Linked DNA regions of Homo sapiens: region 1 is linked to region 2. Evidence: chromatin loops called from intact Hi-C (ENCODE). Cell type or tissue: psoas muscle. All regions are shown on one strand. Links, peaks and the distances in the headings refer to the core of each region. The heading gives the core; the rest is flanking DNA.

Evidence for each region. Hi-C counts contacts between places; a loop is a spot of excess contacts. Peaks named below come from ENCODE experiments on the same cell type or tissue, not always from the same donor. Only the 100,000 strongest peaks of a DNase experiment are listed, where the experiment ranks them.
Region 1: it touches region 2 in a loop (4-fold over the local background); 19 of 110 quality-filtered maps call a loop at or near these places.

Annotation. Positions count from the first base shown.
Region 1 is chr21:29,103,123-29,106,039 of GRCh38, reverse strand. It overlaps a transcript of MAP3K7CL not described here. Among named protein-coding and RNA genes, the nearest start is that of MAP3K7CL, 26 kb to the left of the region's middle. RefSeq lists enhancers at 1,592-1,671, 1,702-1,761. In psoas muscle, for the core only: a CTCF peak has its summit at 1,569; no DNase peak of the experiment used is centred there; H3K27ac peaks cover 1,571 bases.
Region 2 is chr21:29,306,228-29,309,144 of GRCh38, reverse strand. The region is part of intron 1 of BACH1 (BTB domain and CNC homolog 1); the gene reads right to left. Among named protein-coding and RNA genes, the nearest start is that of BACH1, 8.8 kb to the right of the region's middle. In psoas muscle, for the core only: no CTCF peak of the experiment used is centred there; no DNase peak of the experiment used is centred there.

The sequences.
Region 1 (2,917 bases), core at 171-2,670, 200 kb after region 2:
GAGCCTACAGATGAGAAGACAGGGAGGTTCATGGGGTCTCAATTTTGTGAAGAAAAGGCCAGGAACCATGCAAGACCTGGCCAGGGATTAATTTTGTAGAGCTACCTTCAGCAACATTTTAAGAAAAAGAATTCATAAGGAGTAGAATTTTTTTCTGTCTCCCTCTATGTAGCCCTCTTCCAACAGTCAGAGTACAGGATCATATGCATTTTTTCTATCCAAGCATCAACTCCAGACAGGACTCACCTTAGTCCCATACAATGTGGGGAGGTGATTTAAAACGCTCTTGAATGTCACTGCCCCTCCTCCCCCACTGGCCCCTTCCACACAGAGCTTCTAAGACGAGATTTATGAAAAGACTGTTTCTCTGAAGGAACTGCTTATAAGCTCTTCCCCATGTGGTTTCATGGCCCTGTGCCTCTATCTGGTATGTTTTTTCCCACTGCCTGGAATCTCTTGCCCCATCCCACTTCTCCAGATAAATAATTACACACTCCTTCCTCAAGGATCCCATAGCTCTTGAATGTCCTTTAGATCATTAATCACACAGTACTAGGATTATTCCTTTATAGGTATAACTGGATAACTAAGCAGGAAGCTCCTCCCTGAGGCCAAAGACCTCATCCTTATCATCTTGGTTTTCAGCTCAGAGCTCGAGAGGCTCAGTGGAATGAGCAACAGGAAGAAGGCAGGGCAGAATCAGATCTGTTGAATGTTAATCATCAGCATGGCATGGGAAGGCGGAGGAAGAGAATGAACGATCACCTGTAGGAGGACTGAGAAAGATCAGAGAGCAAGGCCTTTTTCAATATAGCATTCCCCAGGGCAAGCTCCACTTCCAGTGATGGGGTCATTGTAGACGGAAAGCAAAAAATGAGGAATTGCCCAGAGAATGATTGGTGATTAGATCCCACCACTAACTCAGAGCTGGATTCTTGGGTGGAAATCAGACAGCTCCTGCCATTTGAATGTTAGGGGGCTTCCAATGAGACCTTCTTCCCTTTTTAGGAAACATGTGGGAAAGTCTTACCCGTGGCTTATCTCCAGTTCCCTATGCATGGTTCTTCAATAATTAGAACCCTGAGTTTCTCCAGGAGAGCTGGTGATTCATGAAAAACTATCGAATGGATCTGGTGGGGGCAAAGCTAGGCCTGTGTCCAGAGTCTTAGGCCAAGGCATGAAAAGACTGCAGGAAGGATACCACTTCGAAAAGAGGGTACATGTAGAAAGAGAATCCACCTCAGCTAACGAGGATTAGCCGAAGGACACGCTGTGGTTCATAGCAAGCGCACTTTTGGGGTGATGCTTCCTGGAGTGCTGTAATTGGAGACAACCGCACACACATTCTGCCATTCAGGCAGGTCAGCAAATACCCAGCCTTTCCTGTGTGTGATTCCAAATACTCCAGCTCAGGACAGTGTCAGGTTTCTATGGAGGACTTTTCTAATCCAGACAAGCTTTCCCGGCTTCGGCAAAGGAGGTTCTCAAATTCACAGCATGTGCGTAAGGCTGGTTAGCACAGAATTGAAAACAGCAAAGCTTGCCTCCACGTGGGGGATTTGCTTATTGTTCTGTCCACCATGCAACTGGAAATGAAACAACTACTACAGGCATCACCAACACAGGCCACGAACAATGGAATGAGAAGTCAACTCATTTAAAGGTAGGGAAAGTGATTTTCTTCTGCAGAGACAGCAATAGTTTACATGTAAACCACAGCTCTTGCCAAGAGGAGAAATGAAGAATAGTTTTGAAATGAGAACAGAAAAAACCCCGAGAAAAAAAAAATGTCTGTTGTTTTTAAAGGGTTGTCTGTGCTGGTGCTGATGCTGCTGGGACCAAGGACCACCCTTTGAGCAGCAGAGCCTCATGGGACACAAGGCCTGATACTGATTTGCAAAAAACCAAACAAACAAAAAACACACAAACTACAACAAAACAAATATGTATCAAGAAGGGGAAAAAAGTAAACAACATCATGGCAAGAGTTTGTGTTGCTGGGTGCTCTCAACACAAATTAAAGCATTGTCAGTTTCCTCCATATTAGGTATCTACTGCTGTGCAAGAAAAAAAAAATTACTCCAAAAGCTTAAAACAGGAATTGCCAAACTTTTTATTTTAGTTTAGTTTAGTTTTGAGACAGGGTCTCACTCTGTCACCCAGGCTGAAGTGCAGTGGAGCAATCACAGCTTGGCTCACTGCAGCCTCAACCTTCTGGGCTCAAGTAATCCTCCCAACTCAGCCTCCCTGAGTAGCTGGGACTACAGGTGCATAACATCATGCCTGGCTAATTTTTTTTTTTTTTGAGACAAAGTCTCACTCTGTCACCCAGGCTGGAGTGCAGTGGCACGATCCCGGCTCACTGCAACCTCCACCTCCCAGGTTCAAGCAACTCTCCTGCCTCAGCTTCCCAAGTAGCCTGGACTACAGGAGCATGCCACCACGCCTGGCTAATTCTTTTGTACTTTTAGTAGAGATGAAGGGTTTCATCACGTTGGCCAGACTGGTCTCGAACTCCTGACCTCAAGTGATCTGCCCTCTTCGGCCTCCCAAAGTGCTGGGATTACAGGCATGAGCCACCGCGTCTGACTGTAATTTTTAATTTTTTTTTTGTAGAGATGGGTCTTATCATGTTTCCCAGGCTGGTCTGGAACTTCTGGGCTCCTGTGATCCTCCTGCCTCAGCCTCCCAAAGTGCTGGGATGACAGACGTGAGCCACCATGCCCAGCCATGAACCTTCCTTCTGTAACATACGGCCAAATGGTAAACATCTTCAGCTTTGTGGGTCACATAGTTGCTATCACAATTACTCAACTGTGCTGTTGTAATGGGAAAGTAGCCATAGACACTATATAAACCAACAGACATGGCTTTGTCCCAATAAAACATTATTTACAAAGACAGGCTGCAGACTGGA
Region 2 (2,917 bases), core at 250-2,749:
CTGGGATTGCAGGCGAGCATCACCACGCCCAGATAATTTTCATATTTTTAGTAGAGACAGGGTTTCACCATGTTGGCCAGGCTGGTCTCGAACTCCTGACCTCAGGTGATCTGCCTGCCTCGCCCTCCCATAGTGCTGGGATTACAGGCATGAGCCACCACACCCGGGTCTGGTGAATTAATTTCTAAATAACACTCACTAGATCATATAACCAATCTCATGCATCACTGAAAGGAACCTGACACTAAACTGTGCTCAACTTAAATCATCAAGGTCTATAGTTATACATACTACATATGGACAACTAGAAGAAGAGAACACTAGGAAGTATTTCACTACAAGTTACTTTCAATACAGAGGATTAAGCATCCATGTTCTATTTTCATAATGAAATAAAGATTCTTCATATGCCATCTTGTTTTTTAAACTGTAAAAATTACAACCATAATTCATATTCTTTAGGAGGCGAAAGCCCTAAAACTAGTTGATGGCCAAAATGACCCCCTGCAGGTTTAAGAGTTGACACACATAGTATGCATAGTAACCGAAAAGATAAAATAAACAAAAAAAGTGCTCTTCAAATTCCTAACTATACACCAACTCACAATAAAATTTGAGTCAAAAAGGGGGGTGAGGGTGGAGGGAGGTGCTTAAGAGTATAAAAAAGAATGTTAACAATTTTAATTAAATAAAACAGAAGTTACCGTAGGGCAATCAGTATATCATATGAATCACAAATTTGAAACTGTTTTATTCAAGTAGAGATACTAAACTGAAATGTCTTATTTAAAAACAACCTAATCCACTAATCCCTAACAGCCACCGTAGGGCCACAGTTTCTCAATATACATAGCTAAAACTAAAAACATAAGTCTATTTTTTACTATTTAACTTGGGAGTCAAAATAATCATTTCTAAAATGAGGATTTCCAAGCTACAGATTTGCACCAGTGATCTCAGTAACTACTTTTCATTATATCATAACCACAAGATTCAGCCAAATAAGGAACAATTTGCAGCCTATAAATAAAGCTGAAATATAGCTCAGTTTAAATAGCATCTGAGGAACTACTGAGTAGGGAAATACTATTGCATTTATCTGAGACAAAAATTATATTGGTAGTACAAGTCTTTCTAAATTCTATCCAAAAAACTAATACCAGTTCAGAAGCCTACTCTGGCCATTTATCACAGTCTATTTGTTACTCTCAAAAAGAAACAACCATTGAGCAATTCTCATTTTGTAAATTTACAACACTCAAGTGTTTAGGATTTACATTATTTGTCTGCCTTTCACAGCACAGAAAGCACCCAGACCTGCGATTGAGAAGGAACAAGAATGAAATACAAAAGTGCTTTTACACAGTGATCATACTTGTAACAACATACACAGGTGTCCCCCTTATCTACAGGGGATACATTCCAAGAACCCCAGTGGATACCTGAAACTGCAGATAGTAACAAACCCTATATATATACTATGCTTTTTCATCAAGCACAGTAAGAGATTAACAATAATAAAATACAACAATTATAACCATATACTGTAATAAAAGTTATGTGAATGTGATGTTTGTCTCTTTCTCAAAATATCTATTGTATTTAATATTTTTGGACTTCATCTGACCACAGGTAACAAACTGCTGAAAGTAAAACAGTGGGTGGGGATCCTACTGTATTTCAAAATTGCTAAGAGAGTAGATTTAAAGGTTCTCACCACACACACACACACACACAAAGGTAAGTGAGGTAATGGACATGTTAATTAGCTTGATTTAATCTTTCTACAATGTACACATACAGCAAAACAGAAAAGTTAGGAGTACTACAAGAATACTGTATAAACTTAAGGTGGCATTAATTTTAAAGTCTGAAAAGAATGACGAATAAGCTAACTACGGGACAGCTTTCCCTTCGAGGAGGGGAATGAGTGTGTAGAAAAGGGAAGATGTTCCTGTTTGTACTCCTGATTCAAGAATTTGCATTCTAAAGAATCCTGACCCATCTAGCCAATGAACTAACAATTCTATCTGAGCCAGGCTGGCCTCAGCACTCAGTGCAAGCCATAGAGACCACAGGTGGGTGTGCACTATGGACTGAGGGACAGAGTAGTCCTCTTAGTATACACATAATCAGAAACTACAAGATATAATTATATGTTCTCCTCTCCCTGAAAGGAATAAGACAATGGCAGGGAACTTTTGAAATGTTTAAAGCATTGAAAAAAAAAATTATTTCTTCTATATATATTTATTGACAAAATTGGCATTTTCAATTTTTAAATAATTTTTAAATAAACCATTGATTTGATTTGATTGTAAAAGTGCTACTTGATCATAGAAGGAAATGGCATATAAGAGGAAAAAAAGTCACCTAAAATTCCAAATCCAAAGGCAAGCACATTTTCTTTTTCTCCTCCGAAGTTTGTATCTAAGTGTAGTGGTGGCAGAACTAGTAGACAAGGATGTCACTGTTAACTGCACAACACCATTCACCCCCTCACTTTCTAACCAAACCCTGACTGTGCTCACGTATCTACTCTCAACCCGAGGCCATCAACTTCCAAGGAAGTAGACCCCAGCCACAACCTAAGATGAATCACGATCCATTTATGCCAATCACAGCGGTACTATTCCCCTTGACCTTGACTCATTTAGGCACTGGCTTGTGTGCAATGCTGACCTATGAAGAGAGGAGAGAGGGACAAGGTAGCATCTGCTATGAGGCTTTAGGGAAAAATTTTTCTCACTGATAGCAACAACCTAGGAAAAAAAAAAAAAAAGTGTGTCTTCTTCCAGGAAACTTAAGTCATATTTTCTTGTGACACTTGAACTTGTGGCAGCCATCTTGCAACCATAAGAGGAACTTGCCAAGGACAAAACAAGGACGTTGCCTGCATCTTCAACCTTTTTCCATT